2 separate regions of the Homo sapiens genome follow, and region 1 is linked to region 2. A link is an interaction called in ENCODE POLR2A ChIA-PET data of the cell type or tissue named here. Cell type or tissue: PC-3. All regions are shown on one strand. Links, peaks and the distances in the headings refer to the core of each region. The heading gives the core; the rest is flanking DNA.

Evidence for each region. ChIA-PET counts read pairs that join two places held together with the same protein. Peaks named below come from ENCODE experiments on the same cell type or tissue, not always from the same donor. Only the 100,000 strongest peaks of a DNase experiment are listed, where the experiment ranks them.
Region 1: POLR2A ChIA-PET joins it to region 2 with 5 read pairs; 1 of 35 experiments calls an interaction of 5 or more read pairs at or near these places.

Annotation. Positions count from the first base shown.
Region 1 is chr10:65,616,628-65,624,978 of GRCh38, forward strand. The region is part of intron 3 of LINC01515 (long intergenic non-protein coding RNA 1515); the gene reads left to right. Among named protein-coding and RNA genes, the nearest start is that of LINC01515, 49 kb to the left of the region's middle. In PC-3, for the core only: no CTCF peak of the experiment used is centred there; a DNase peak (open chromatin) is centred at 4,214.
Region 2 is chr10:65,309,049-65,317,399 of GRCh38, forward strand. No RefSeq gene overlaps it. Among named protein-coding and RNA genes, the nearest start is that of LINC01515, 260 kb to the right of the region's middle. In PC-3, for the core only: no CTCF peak of the experiment used is centred there; a DNase peak (open chromatin) is centred at 4,563.

The DNA.
Region 1 (8,351 bases), core at 198-8,197, 310 kb after region 2:
CTAAGCAAGCTTTGCAAATGGCAAGAGTAATAACAGTTGAGTCATGAACCTAAGGCTCTTAGTGTTAATGCTCTAATTCATTAAACCAACTGTTTTCCTGATGGAAGTCATTTTCTAAATGGTTTCTAAGCCAAAATGCCTGGCATAATTAAAATTTAAATTTTGGTTATTTTCTTCACTCTCCCCCATTTTTTAAATTCTTTTATTTATTTATTTATTTTTTATTATTATTATACTTTACGTTTTAGGGTACATATGCACAATGTGCAGGTTAGTTACATATGTATACATGTGCCATGCTGGTGTCCTGCACCCATTAACTCATCATTTAGCATTGGGTATATCTCCTAATGCTATCCCTCCCCACTCCCCCAACCCCACAACAGTCCCCAGAGTGTGATGTTTCCCCCCAGTGTCCATGTGATCTCATTGTTCAATTCCCACCTATGAGTGAGAATATGCGGTGTTTGGTTTTTTGTTCTTGCGATAGTTTACTGAGAATGATGATTTTCAATTTCATCCATGTCCCTACAAAGGACATGAACTCATCATTTTTTATGGCTGCATAGTATTCCATGGTGTATATGTGCCACATTTTCTTAGTCTAGTCTATCATTGTTGGACATTTGGGTTGGTCCCAAGTCTTTGCTATTGTGAATAGTGCCGCAATAAACATACATGTGCATGTGTCTTTATAGCAGCATGATTTATAGTCCTTTGGGTATATACCCAGTAATGGGATGGCTGGGTCAAATGGTATTTCTAGTTCTAGATCCCTGAGGAATCACCACACTGACTTCCACAATGGTTGGAACTAGTTTACAGTCCCACCAACAGTGTAAAAGTGTTCCTATTTCTCCACATCCTCTCCAGCACCTGTTGTTTCCTGACTTTTTAATGATCGCCATTCTAACTGGTGTGAGATGGTATCTCATTGTGGTTTTGATTTGCATTTCTCTGATGGCCAGTGATGATGAGCATTTTTTCATGTGTATTTTGGCTGCATAAATGCCTTCTTTTGAGAAGTGTCTGTTCATGTCCTTCGCCCACTTTTTGATGGGGTGGTTTGTTTTTTTCTTGTAAATTTGTTTGAGTTCGTTGTAGATTCTGAATATTAGCCCTTTGTCAGATGAGTAGGTTGCGAAAATTTTCTCCCATTTTGTAGGTTGCCTGTTCACTCTGATGGTAGTTTTTTTTGCTGTGCAGAAGCTCTTTAGTTTAATTAGATCCCATTTGTCAATTTTGGCTTTTGTTGCCATTGCTTTTGGTGTTTTAGACATGAAGTCCTTGCCCATGCCTATGTCCTGAATGGTAATGCCTAGGTTTTCTTCTAGGGTTTTTATGGTTTTAGGTCTAACGTTTAAGTCTTTAATCCATCTTGGATTAATTTTTGTATAAGGTGTAAGGAAGGGATCCAGTTACAGCTTTCTACATATGGCTAGCCAGTTTTCCCAACACCATTTATTAAATACTTTGTATCAAATACAACTCTTCAAAATGTATGACAATTTTCTTATTTGATAATTTTAATTTCATGATTTACAAAATTAAGCTCACTAAATATGAAGAAAATTCACAACTGAATGTATTCTAAATCCTAGGGAAACATTCCCTAAATTGAGTCATTTAATAGTTCTGGAACAGGGATCAGCAAATTTTGGCCTGCAACCAATTTTTTAAAATAACGTTTGTTTACATATTACTATAGCTGCTATTTTTGTGCTACCATGGCAGAGTTGAAGGAAAGGAAAAGAAAGGAAAGCAAATGCTTCCTTCTCCATAGTACTCAGATGCCTGCCAAGGTGCTGGAGCTATGTGACATAGAAAGAATTTAGTAGTTGTTTTTTTTTTTTCTCCTCAGATTCCTACTATCCTATAAAATTGGAACTTTAGTCTTTTTAATGGAAAGATGATTTCATTCTTCCATTCATTTTGATAGGTTTGTCCCAATAACAGGAATATGATTTAAGTCAGCTATAACTGTGTCCACAGTTTTCTTTGTTAATATCACAAATCTCTTGTTTTAGAACATAGGATGAGACAAGACAAGATCTTTTATATGGCTGGTTTGGAAAGTGTCTGCTATGGAGACCCAAATTTTCCCACATTTAAGTACAGAGGTGAATTTGGTGGGGCAGGGGTGGAGTCGGGGGTGGATAGTATCAAACCTAACTTTGACCTTCAGTTCAAACCAAGTTCTTCAATAGACTTCTTCTAGTAATATACACAGAAACTGGTATTTGGATTCCTATTTTTTTTTTTCTAAATCACCCAATTGACTGAGAATTTGGAGATAGGGGAACAGAATTAATATTATGCCCTAACTCCAGCCCCAACCCTCTAACTTTAGCACTCCTGGGGCTGACCAGGAATTTCCCCTGGCCAGGAAAGAAACACATTTACCACCAAATCCAATACGTCAAGTGGACAAAAATTTGTAAATTGAGAGGAGAAGTACTTCTCTCGCTTTAGCACACACTGTTTAGCCCATAAAGTAGAATCATTTTCTTTGTGGAAGCATAGAGAGAACATCTCCCTTCTCTTCACATCTAGCCCAAAGCTTGGTCCCTTCAGACCCTCTTGGCCTTGAGGGCACACTGTGATTGACAAGTGGGAAGAAAGTCAGAATTCCTTTTGTGGCTGCAATAGAAAGATATTCTTCTGAAAAATGAATTCCACTATTTATATGTGAATATAGAGAAATTCAGGGCTAGCTTCATGGATACATGACCTGTGCACTTGTACAGAGTCCCATGCTTAGAAGAGTACAATGTTTGGTTTAATATTCTGCTATCCCTGTCTCAAAATAGGCCCAATAAATTAGGTAGCTATCCTGGGTAGGGTATTAGAGTCACATTCTCTTGTTAAGTTCAACCAGAAATAATGTCATATTTTGATGTTTATGTTTTCCCATGTATACTTCTTAATTGCTGCATTTCTCAGTTGGGAAAAAAAATTGGTGTAATATTGCCCACAAAGAATCTTCATTTAAAGTTGGTCAAATTATCATTTATGTTTTCCCCACACAGGATGGGTTACACCCAGAAATCTCACATTTAGTACTTTGCTTAAGCAGATTATTAAATGTCTGTCCATGAATAACTTCTCATAGACTTGCACAACCACAACACATCTTTAGAAGTAAAACCCCAATTTATGTGTGAATAATGATTTGATCACAAATCCAAGTGTAACAATATTTGGACTGAGAATATTGGTGGCACATAATAGTTACTAAATACATCAATTTATTTACATTAAATAAATTAGTTTCACAAAAGACACGATCTAAAATTCTATTTTCATGTAGGAGGCAGTTTGTAAAAAAATATATTATTTGGCTGCTATTAAGAATAACTAATATTATTCTGTAATTATAATTTTAACATGCACCTTTGTTAATAAAACAGCTACCTGAAATGGATATTTTAACTGCCGTATCTGCTTATTCTGGCCTTAAATACTATTTTGGATTAACTAATTCATAAATTTTTAAATTCCTAATCAAGTTGCTAATCACAAAATGCATTTATTTTCAGTAAATTCACAAATTAAGCAGAAAAAAGTATAAACCTAATAAATTGAACTTTTAAATAGTAGTGATTTTTTTCTATCTTCCATTTTTGTTTCATTTTGTTTACAATGACTGAAATTATTTGCTATTTAAATACCTGCATTAGTTAAAGTTAAGATGTTGTAGTAAGGATACTCCAAAATATAGTGGCTTAAATAAAACATTAATACAGTTCTCTCTCATGAGACAGAGCTGAGTGGTGCAAAACAGAACAGCTCTGCTCTATAACACCATTCGAAGACCTGTGTTTCTTTTATTTTCTTACTATGCCGTTTCATAGAGTTGTCCTTGTCTCAACGGTTGAAGCTAGCCACCGCTATATCCAGTCTGCTAGTGGGAAGAAGAAAAGAGGAAGCTTAAGGCAAAAGGCTTCATTTTATTTATTTATTTATTTATTTATTTACTTATTTATTTATTTATTGAGACAGGGTCTTGCTCTGTCACTCAGGCTGGAATGCAGTGGCATAATCATAGTTAACTGCATCTCCAAAGTCCTGGGTGCAAGCAATTTTTCTGTCAGCCCCCTGAGTAGCTGGGACTACAAGTGCACACCTCTATGCCTGGCTAAGAGGTTTCATTTTTAAACAGGTGACCTACAAATCACATGCCTGACTTTTACTCAAATATCATTTTTCCAAACTTAGTCATGAGGCCAAGGCTGTGAGTAAAGTTGGCAGCCATGATCCATGCACCTAACTAAAAGTCAGCAACCAAGAGCGAGAGGGAGAGAGAGAAGGAAGAAAAACCATACTGTGGTTACAATTAATGCTATAATATCTCAAGTGTTTAAGCTGTTGTAACTGACACATAATTCTAATAAGGTCCAAAAGATATGAAGGATTTAGTGTGTACAGCCTCTTAATCCTTGGCTAAACGGAACTAAGTTAAATTAAAAGGTTGGAATTACTATATTCCTTATTTCACTTGTAAATAGCAACATAAAGTACTATTAATAAATACTAGAAACATTTCAAATATGGAATATTATAATCAGGAATTTTATGAGAATTTAGATACCTATATTTGGAGAAGCAATACTTCTCAAAGTTCCATCCCTTGGCCTTGCATTGATCTTTTTGAAGTTGGGTTGTTTGCAACATAAGAATATAATTACAGTGAATATATTTATTTAATATAATTTATGTTCCTTATTCTTAAGTTTTCTCTTTTCTAAAAATTTGATGTTGGTACATTTTCATTAATAAACTGACAATGATATAATAGGTTTTGGATATTGTTGTGAATTCCATATTCCTAAAATATAAGTTGGCCGTCCATTGTGGTCCACCTATTAAAATAAATTAATTAATTAATAAATAGTACTGGTGCATAAGATCCAAAACATTGTGGCCGATAATGTGAAGAATAAATGCGAGTTTTCTCCATTATGAGGTTACATTGCACAATGCAACTCTGAACAAAAGGTATTCCGAAATAAAATCCTATATCTAAGGTAATGTATGATGAAGAAACAACACGGAAGCCTTAAAGGATTTGCCCAAGTTTGCACGATTTGGCAAAGGCATTGCTGGCTCCAGAACACTGGCTTCAGCTTATTTCTTTTTTTTTTCTATTGCATAATAAAAGCAATGTTTTCCATCGTGTAAATGGTGGAACATAATTCCTCTGGATATTATTATTTAAAAAATAAATTGTAAAACATGCCAAATAAGTTCATGAAAAGACTACAGTAAAAATTAAAAAGGAAAACTAGTGTCTTTATTGCAGCCTTTTCTAAACTAAGGTGCTTTGTGAGTTACAAGAGAGGGATAGAGGACAGAGCATTTTACACAGCTTCCTGTCTTTGAATGAGCGTCCCTTTATTTCTGCTTACTGAGAATATTTTTTGAGAAACATTTCTCTCTTGGAAATGATTTTAAGCAGACCGTCAACAAACTTTCAAAAGCTTTCTTGTATCAGTATATTTCAAACTCACACACACCTTAAGTTATGCCATATGACTTGCACATGACATGCAGCATACTGAGATACCATTAACTGAACTTTCCTGTATTCAAGTGTAGGGTTCAAGAGGTGCAAACCAATGTTTACTTTTCTGTTCTTATAAAATTCTGGTGCTTCAGAAGACCAAGAAAATACATGAATTCAGGAACTTTCACCTTTAAGTATTCAAATGGCATTTGGTTTATAACGGGCACTAAAGAAATATGTAACACAGATCACTTACGATAGCATCCTGCTGCAGTCTTTAAAATTAGTCCTCAAGTGATTGAAAACATTAGAGGCACGTCTTTTGTCATTGTTATATGTGAAACCGCAACAGCAACCTACACCTTCCACACACGCACACACACACACACACACACACACACACACACACACAAAATTAAGACAATTGGAGCTAAAAAATACAATATCATAACAGGTTATCCCTTTTTGTACTTGTGCACATTTTTTATCTACTTGCCCTGATTTAGTATTTATTTTTTTTGCTGGGTTCCCATTTTCAATTTTCTTCATCCACCATTTCTTTTGTTTTTTATATGTGCTACTATTCTCACTCATTCTTTTACCCATAAACATAACTCATTCTTACTGAGTCACAAATGGCTCCAAGGCATAGAAATATCTTTAAAAGACCATTTCCAAAGTTCAGAGATTTTTTTTATGTTGGTCAATAAATGCTACATGTTTGGGCTTGATTCACATTTTACAAGAAGAGTAATGGAGATGTGATTGGAGTCAGCTAACAGGTATTTTTTTGGAAAGACGTTTGGTGGAAGTGTCACATTTTATCTTAGTTGACTTGTTTGACGTTTATTAAGTTTCTCTATTGAGGTTTATCTAATGTTTTTCTCTTGATCAGACTGGGGTTATGTGATCTTTTGAAGAAGGCCACAGAGCTAAAGTGCCATTCTCATCAAATTATATAAAAAGTACATATTTTCAACATGACATTACTGTTGATGTTGACCTGAGGTAGTGCTTGTCAGGTTTCACCGCTTTAGAGTCATTCCTTTTTTCCTCTTGCCATACTGTATGCATTGAGTAGTTGCTGAGTGCTGGGCATAGTTTTAAGCACTTTATCTCTACCTCCGCATTTAATCTCTAAAATAAGTCTTTGATATCAGTACTATTGTTTTCCCTACTCTGTCCAGAACGGGGCTAATTTCTCAAGGTCACACAGAATAGTAGGTGATGTAATACAGATTCACACCCATGCAGTCTGACTTCTCTAGTGTCACTCATTCAGAAACTGAGTATTTTCTCCATCGTTTTAAAACGACAATCCTTTCTTTGTCTTGTTTTGTTTTGTTTTGAGAGGAAGTTTTGCTCTGTTGCGCAGGCTAGAGTGCAGTGACGCGATCTCGGCTCACTGCAAACTCCACGTCCGGGGTTCAAGCGATTCTTGTACCTCAGCCTCCTGAATTGCTGGGACTACAGGCATGCGCCACGTGCTCTGCTACTTCTTGTGTTTTTTAGTAGAGACAGGGTTTCGTCATGTTGGTCAGGCTGGTCTTGAACTCCAGACTTAAAGCGATCCACTCGCTTCGGGCTCCCAAAGTGTTGAGATTACGGGCGTGAGCCACCGTGCCCAGCCAGAACTTAATCCTTTCTTTCATTCATTGTACTTTTTTGAATGTACAGCTAATTTGCTTCTTATATTTAAAAAAAAACATTTCTGACATTATGGAAGCTCTCCTAAAAACCTAAAAACTTTATGAAAATTAGGCACTGTTCTATTTGCAATACTTTATCACACAGTATTAAAATTGTACATATTTAAATCTCTCTCACCACTCTAGCTAATAAACTTCTTAAGATCTGGAATTTCATCTCTTATATCCCTGATCTTGTCATTATTTATGCTTGCAATACATCTGAATAAATGCATGTCTACTTTTTGTTATGAGGCTGCAAGCAACTAATACATCTGATTCATATTAATGTTTCATTTTTAATAATTTATACTCAACCACATTGTAGATGTTTAATAATTAATGAATGAATGAGTATGGATCTGTGAAATATGTCTTATCACCCCTATGTGGATGAAATTTGAATGATATTTTTTAAAACAGAAAATAAATATAGGAAGACTAGGTCTAAATTTCCTCAAGATATTTATGCTAGCAATTTGTTTCTCTAAATAGTGTGTAGTCCTTCAATTATTTCAAATTGTTGTAAAGATTCATGGACTTTTATTTTGCTTTGTTTTGTCTTAGTCTACAATTAGTAATTTTTAATTTACCTAATAACTACAGAACCCAAGGTAAATAAGATAATAGTTTTTTTTTACAAAGGAAGATTGAGTAAAAGGGTAAATTTAAAAGAATTGTGGTGGACCAGGCATGATGGCTCATACCTGTAATCCTAGCACTTTGTGGGGTGAAAGCCAGAGGGTCACTTGAGGTCAGGAGTTCAAAACCAGACTGGCAACATAGCAAGACCCTGTCTCAACGACAAAAAAAATATTTAAAAAATTAGCCAGATGCAGTGGCACACATTGTAATTCCAGATAATGGGGAGGCTGAGGTGGGAGGACCCCTTGAGCCCAGGAGTATGAGGCTGCAGTGAGCTATGATCATGCCACTGTATTCCAGCCTGGGGAACAAAGCAAGATCCTGTCTCTAAAATAAAATAAAGTAAAAGTAAAGATTAAAAAAAGAAGTTGTGAATACTGAAACAGAAGAGAATTATTTTAGGTACTTCAATATTTATTTCTGATTTCTTGTCTCTGGCCAAAAGAAAGAGAGGGGGAGTTAAAACTGAAGTGAATTTAGTCCTTTATCATTATTCAACAAATTCAGTGAAC
Region 2 (8,351 bases), core at 127-8,126:
AAGGGTTTGCAGCAATACAGCTTCTGATATGTAGAAATTAAGGAGATCCCAGTGCTTCAACTTATTTAAGTAAGTAAGCATCCACCCCACTTCAGAAAATGTTTCAGTTAATATCAGCAACATCTTTTTACCTGTTGAATCAAATGGCTTTTTAAAATTCTCCTCTTTAGCACTGATTATTTAAGTAATTCACCATAAAATTCTTCTGCTCTGTGTTTTAGATTATAACTCTTTCCTAATTCCTCATTTTTGACAGTTTCTTTTTAGTTGATTACTCTTTTTCAAGTTGTGTAAATAAGCATGCAATCACCAAGACTCCATCTTTAATATTTTCATTTCCCACTCACATTCTATCCTAGAAATCTCATTCAGTCATAGAAATTTAACTTTTGCTTGTATGGTGAACATTCCCTGATAAATGTTTGTAATGAGCTATAGTACCCATGTATGTAAAGTTCCTGGAGGAATTTCAAACTCATAAAGTCCCAATCAAGCACTAATTTTCTCCTCTAAAATATCTCTTATTTCCAATCATGTTATAAATTGGGAAACTATAGAAATAATAATAATATTTTAAACTTTTTTTCTTCAGTCTCAGATCCAAATTTTCATACTGTTCTCTTAGTATTACCTCTGCAATATCTCTAGAGTCTAAAAATCAATATTTATTTCCACTACCACCATCTTAATGAGTTTTTGACTGGATAATTACTGTTGTAGCCTAACTTCTTCTTCCCTTGTATGTATTTCTTTTGCCATAAGCCTTATTATTAAAAACATAATTATAATTATACTTTTTTTAAGCTAAAAAGTTCAAGCATGTATTAAGCAACTACTATTTGCATGTCACTTTTCCAGACAGCTCCATATGCCTTAAAGATATCTCTGGGATGCTATTTGTATAATTCAAAGTCCTACCTTGTCATATACACACACTATTATAGAATTATTAATTTTCTCTAGCCTCTCAAATTTGGCAAATCCCATTGTGCACATGCATTTATCACAGAATAAAACCCCACACATGCACATATACACATCTTGTTAGTGGGGGCTTCATGTCAGATATGGTTAGACTTTGTGTCCCCACCCAAATCCCCTCTTGAATTGTAATCTCCAATTGTTCAAGGAGAGACCTGATGGGAGGTGATAGGATCATAGGGGCAGTTTCCCCTATCATATTCTCATGAAAGTGAGTGAGTTTTCATGAGATCTGATGGTTTTATAGGAGCTTTTCCCCCTTCGCTTTCTATCACATGCTCTCTTGCCTGCTTCTATGTAAGATGTGACTGTTTCCTTTACACCTTCCACCATGATTGTAAGTTTTTTGTGGTCTCCCCAGCCATGCAGAGCTGTGAGTCAATTAAACCTCTTCTATTTATGAATTACTCAGTCTTGGGTAGTATTTTTATAGCTGTGTGAAAATGGACCAATACAGTGTTTAATTTAAATATGCCAGTGTTTGAATTTTTTAAAGCCATATTTATTTGGCTATTATTACTGCTATCATCATACTCTACAGCTGTATATTTTGCATTATTGATAATTTCTAAACTACTTTTAAAGAACACAGTTTTTTTAAAAAAAATCAAGTTTAGATCTACTGCATTGTTCCTGAACCCCAAGTCACAAAATTAGCATAATATTTTGATTTAGGCTAGGCTTCTGGATGAATCAAATACAAAATCATGCTAAAAAGATACACTTACAACCCAAACACAAGGGATTTTCATAGGGAGAAATAAAGGAAAATAATCCCAATCAAACATGATCTTGTAACTAAACATTATAAGACACAAAAATAATCAATATTCATTTCTTGAAGTCTATTTATCAGACAAAGTAAATAGTAGGGGTAATTGGATCTCAATAATGTATATGTGAGTAGAATATAAAATGATTATGTTTATAATAATTATATAAATTAGTTAAATAATTAAACCATTTATAAGAAAAGAAAAACAATCTTTAAAAGGACAAGCAGATTGGGAAGTAACAGTATACTCATTCTAGAAATGTTTTTTAAAATATTGAAAAGAAAAACATAAAATGATATATTAGACCCAGAGGAAGACTATATCCACTGAAAGATAGATGTTGAAAACCATTTTATAAGGCAGTCTAGAGAAATAAAGAGATGGAAAAGATGTGAATGTTAAGAAATAATGTCCTTGGATTCAGGAAGCATGACAAGTTCTGAGGAACAAAATAAAAATAAATTCACACCTAGAAATGCCAGCAAATCTTTAGTACATCAAAAGCATGTCGTCACTTTTAAAAGTAAAAAGCTTGAACACCAGTCTAAAAACCATCATTTGAAAAGCAAAAATCAGATACCAAGTAATATTAAAATATTTTTAAAATGTGAGTAAAAATAAATATCAATACAAGACTATATACTCTATTAAGTTATCAATAAGAATAAGAAAGAAAAACTAAAAACATTTTTGTTGAATAATAGAAAAGTTTTAGAAATGTAGGACCTATGGACCCATTTTTTCATGAATTTTCTATTACTATCAGTGGTAGGGTATTAGATTATTATTAACACTTAACTAAAATTGTTAGACTAATAAAACATTTCATTATTTTTATTTCAAACTCAATAGCACCAGAGTAATGATCTATAATGTTGAAATTTTGTATTTTCCTGAAAATACTATAGTGAAATCTTGGGAAGAAATTCTTTAAAACAGTAATAGAGCTTCCTTGATAAATGTTGATAAGAGATATGAGACAGGAAAGCAATCTATACACCTAGCATACATGTTTTATATATGTCTATTGTAGCATTTTTTCCACAATGTAGCATGATTATTTGTTCACAGGTCAGTCTGTTTTTTGAAGATGTCTTCATTTAAAATTAGTATTGGTATTTGTATGTTACATAGAGTAATACATAAACTTTAATTTATAATGTTCTTTATATAGTATATGTTCTCTCCATAGTGTTTTCATGAAATCGTTAATCAAGTTTTTAGATATGTAATATTATTGAAATCACCTTTGCAAACTTATGACAGTAAGAGAAATCTGACATAATTGTTTCCATCTTGCTTCTAACCTCCAACCAGTCCTTGGTCCTTGGTCATTCCTGGGTGTAGGACAAGCTAACTTTGGTAGAAATTTAGTGTATAGTTTAACCTTAAAGCAAAGAGGATGGTAGCCTTTCCCCAAAACTAAATGGCCTTTGTAGAACTAATGATAGGCCATAAGGATAGGAGTATGAGAGGGGCCTGAATTCTGCTAGATGTAGGCATGGTTAAATGATAACCAGTCATTGTTCTGGAGGTCTCAAGTTTTATAATTTTGCCAATTATTCCTGTGGATAACATCACTATTGTATAAAGTAACATTGGTCTTTTGAGATTTTTTTCAAATGTCTGCATTTCTGTTTTTTTTTTTTTTTTTTTTTTTGACGGAGTCTCCCTCTGTCACCCAGGCTGGAGTGCAATGGCACAATCTCCGCTCATTGCAACCCCCACCTCCCAGGTTCAAGAAATTCTCCTGCCTCAGCCTCCTGAGTAGCTGAGATTACAGGCATATGCCACCACGCCTGGCTAATTTTTGTATTCTTAGTAGAGACAGGGTTTCACCATATTGGCCAGGCTGGTCTTGAACTCCTAACCTCATGATCCACCAGCCTCAGCCTCCCAAAGTGCTAAGATTACAGGTGTGAGCCACCCTGCCCAGCCAAATTTCTGCATTTCTAAACCCACAACTCACGATTCAATCAGTCCTGTGGCCCCACCCAGAAGGGGATTCAGCATACAAGGACCATTTCCCAAATCCCTATGATTTCATCCCCAACCAATCGACAGTCCCCCTTCCCTATCCCCCTGCCACCATACAGTCCTTGAAAAACCATAGCCTCTGAGCCTTTGGGGAGACTGATTTGAGTGATAAGTCCAGTTCTCCCATGTGGGCTGGTCTCACATCAATTAAACTCTTTACTTCAAGCCATTGTCTCAGTGAATTAATTTTTGTCTGTGCAGCTGGCAGGAAGAACCCATTGGGTGATTACATTCTTTGCATTTAACATACAAAGAAACTGAAATTTATAAGCATAATTTATTGCACAAGTTGACATGGTAAGTTGTACAGGAGTGAGTCAGGTCTTCTAACTCTTAATTCAGTGTTCTGTATACTTTACCATAAATCTCCATGGACCTAATGATTTTGCTCTCATGTTATATTGTAAGACATATTTTATAAATAGGGTGTTTTTAATAGAGAATTTTAATGAATAATTATTTAAATGTAGTATACATATATATAAATATGCCTGAAATATTTTTTAGATCAGCTGTAATAAGCAATTTCTTTAACTTGGTTTTATTGTCTTCCCATTAAAAAATAATTTAAAATTGTGGATGGCTACGTAACATTGCAAAATATTTTACTCCTAGAATATCTCTTACTCATTCAACAATTTTTTAATTGTCTTCTTATGTTACTTATTGCAGTGCCTATGGGACTTAGCTACATCCCACCTGGCTTTTGTTGCCTAATAAAATGCCTACATGACATAGCTGAATTCCTACTTAGCCTTAGCTCTACTTATTTTTAGGAAACCAATGTCTGTGGTCAGAAGTTCTTTCTTATGACTAAACCAGTCAGCGCTGGCAAAATTCACAGTGGCAGCTTACTCAACCTCTGAAGAATATCTAACTTCATTATAATCCAATTTCCATACTAAATTACATGTCACCTGGCACCATGATAGTAGACTATCACCATGACAATGACTGAGAGAGACTAAAAAAAGGACGGAAAAGAGGTGACTCCCTGATTCCAGAAGAATCTCCATATTTTCCCAAGAAAAGCATAAATATTGCCCCCCTTGCTTTTAACACCCAACTATTTTATTAAAGATACCCTGTATCTATAGCTTCTTGGTTCTTGGGAGCTGAGAAGTAGATGTGGGAGCTGCACTCCGACTTCTCTGTTTCAGGCCATCAAATAAAGCCCACGCTGCTCAGTGCCCACTTAGTGTTTCCCGTATTTGCTTTGTGACACCAAACAGGAAAGAGCTCACCTATTCAGGTAACTGGGATCTTCAGGTAACTGGGATCACCAGGTAACACTTACTGAATATTGAAGGTTACTAGTTAAAGACACCAGTCCTATCATCACATGTTAATACACACTAGCAGAGCAGATAGTATCTATACAGACGCCCATCATGATGAGCAAAATAGAAGAGATCTATCGTAAGAGAGACCACCATAGATAGAATTCTTATGGAAATTCAAAGAACAGTAGGAGTCTTTCTGGCTAGGGTATCTGGTAATGCTACATGAATAGGTAGCATTTAGATGAGGGGAAAGAACAAAGGTACAGAGGTGACTACATAATTGCAGGAGTGTAAAGATCAGAAGCATGCCAAGTCCAGTTTGAGGCAATGTACAATGAGTAAGTAGAATTAAATATAACAGTGAAGACACATTGTGGAGACCGAGGGCCAGGTCATAGTGCGCTAATGCTTTCAGATTGTATTTGAAAGCCAGTGGAAAATCATGACTAGATGTATGCTACCAGTGTGGATATCATATAGCACAGAGAATTATAGCAGGCTTATTTTCTAAAACAGACTTAAAGCTTTTATATTTTCTATGTTTCTTCCCCAACTTCCCTGTATGGTATAATAGCAAGAGTCATAATGCAGTGGAAAGAACTCTGACTTTGGAAGAAAACTTGATACTATTCCTCTTCTTTAATGTATTAACCAAAAGTATGTTAATTTCTCAGTGTCCCTGTTTCTACATCTGTAAAAGAAAAAATGTGGAAAACATCTGTCAAGAAAGCTCCAGGATCTGAAGTCTAAGGAATCACTAAGAAATGTACTGATGAAAGAAAGGAAGTAAATTATTCTCTGATTGTCACAACTGTTAGCATTCCAAATATATCAAATAATTTCTACCACTGATTCTATCTCAAAATTATTTCTAACCCAAATTAATAAGAGATGTGTCTGGGAATATGAATAAATTAATTACTTGTGCGAACCAGATTAAAATGACAACTGTGCTTAACCATTAGGTCTATAATTTTCTTTTTCGCCACTTTTTTTCTGCTGTATTTATATCCAGGTGACTTTCCACTTCATTTCTCAAGTGTTAAGTATTGAACACTAGTAAATTCTGCAACTGCTTCCACTCCCAACTCATGCAATCTTTACTGAATACCTCTTGAGACTGCACACATTTATAACAGCCTATTCTTTTTTTTAACCTCTTTTTGACCTTTCTTAAGTTTCTTGCGTTAGAACTAACCAGACTCACCTTTACTATTTATTTTGACTGACAGACTGACCATGTGGGAATAAAGCAGCAATGACTCTCCCAAAATTCTCTTAACATTGTCTATTTTACTTTACACGAAAAATTATTCCTGTCTTAGGTATTTTAATACCAATATCATGTTTCTTGTTTTGTTTTGTATGTTTGTTTCACGTTTTTTCCAGATCCGTGCCTGTATAGAACCACCACAAAATGTGTAACATTGAATGACATTTGAGATTAAGAAGGCAACAATAATATTATGTATCTATTATAAAGAAGAATGCCACAAAAACTCCCTGGGACCCTCTGCTCATTATATTTATAATGCTGCAAGGAGGAACTTAAATGATCATTTTTGCACCTTATTATTATTTTTTAATTGGAGACAGAGTCTTGCTTTGTGGCTCAGGCTGGAGTGCGGTGGCACAATCTTGGCTCACTGCAGTCTTGACCTCCTGGGCTCCAGTAATCTTCTTGCTTCAGTCTCCCAAGTAGCTAAGTCTACAGGCATGTGCCACCATGCCCGGCTAATTTTTGTATTTTTTGTAAGACGGGGTTTCACCGTGTTGCCTAGGCTGGTCTCAAAGTTCTGAGCTCAAGGGATCTGCCTACTTTGGCCTCCCAAAGTGCTGGGATTACAGGCTTTTGCATTTATTCTCATAACTAGTTAAGGCCAGAGTGGTAAATTCCTGTGTGCAACTAGAAATTAACACTAGAATATGTCAGGGTAAAGGAATGGGTACCGCTGGGGTTCTTATATCAGCTTCAGATTCTTATGCAAGGCAGGCAATCAGAATTGAAGAAATGACTGAGATTAAAAAATAAGGCATAAACCAATATTTGACAATTATTTTTATTTCCTGCTATTCTGAGAAATGGATTTTATAGTCAATGATTTTCTAAGGAAACGAGAGCCAAGCCAGCACCAAAACCTCACAGCTCTGACAACGGTACCTTTTGAATATTCCATTTCTGAAATTTTATTTAAAAACTTAATTTCACATATAACCTACAGATCTTGGTATACAAAGGTTTTCAGGCAAAAATTTGTTAATAATACCCACGAAGTGAATAATTTTTGGCGGAAAACCTCGGTGAGGACTCTGTCAGAGAGGAGTTGAGCTTCAGCACAATGTCCTGAGGCTTCCTTTAAGCTACTACAAAGGGTCATTTGACCTAAACTACTTCAAAGGCTCAGTCATCAGGCATTCACCCTATTAACGTTACATGATCTCTCCAGACGTTAAAATAAATAAAATACAAAGTATTGAATAAAATATTTCTTACAAAAGAAAATTGTGATTCTGCATTGAATTTAGGTTGAAATGCTAAACATGAGTGAGTAACAAGAAAAGAGAGAAATTATTATTAGGATTACAAAACAAATGCTTTGCCAGAGTCTTGATTTTCAAGTAATTTGAGGGACATTGTGGAATATAGAAGCTTCTCTTTCTTCTTCCATAAAGAAGTGAATAAGTAATACTATTATTGTTGCATATATAAGTCAAAATAGATTCATTAGGATCATTAATGAATGTTGAATATTCAAAAATGCAACACGAATACTAGCAATTTCAAAGCTGGTAAATAATATTCCAGATGTATGCATGCATTAGTTTTCTAATACTTTCTGCACAAAGAAAATGAGGAAGGGCCTTTTTTCTCTTAGGAAATTAACACCAGTACAAAAAGAGGCCATCTCTGGAAATGTGCCTGAAGATTTAGATGAAACTTCCACTAGCTACTAAATGTGGCTTTTTCAGGCCTATATTTCAAACATGTCCACTGTCTCTCTGGCATTTTCAGTTTGTTTTCATGTATTTAGATATAAAAAACACAAAGAAGAAAGAAAAATCATTTATAATTTTACATCCAAAACATAACCCCTGCTAAACCTATTGGTGTATTATTATTAAACCTATTTCAGGGAGATTTTTATTCCTATTGACAGTGAGGGTATATAATTCTAAATAATTCAAAATTTAAAATACTTACTTGTAGCTATTTTGTAAATGTCATTATGAAAGGCTAAAACAATACTTAATGCTATGGATTTTATATAAGTTG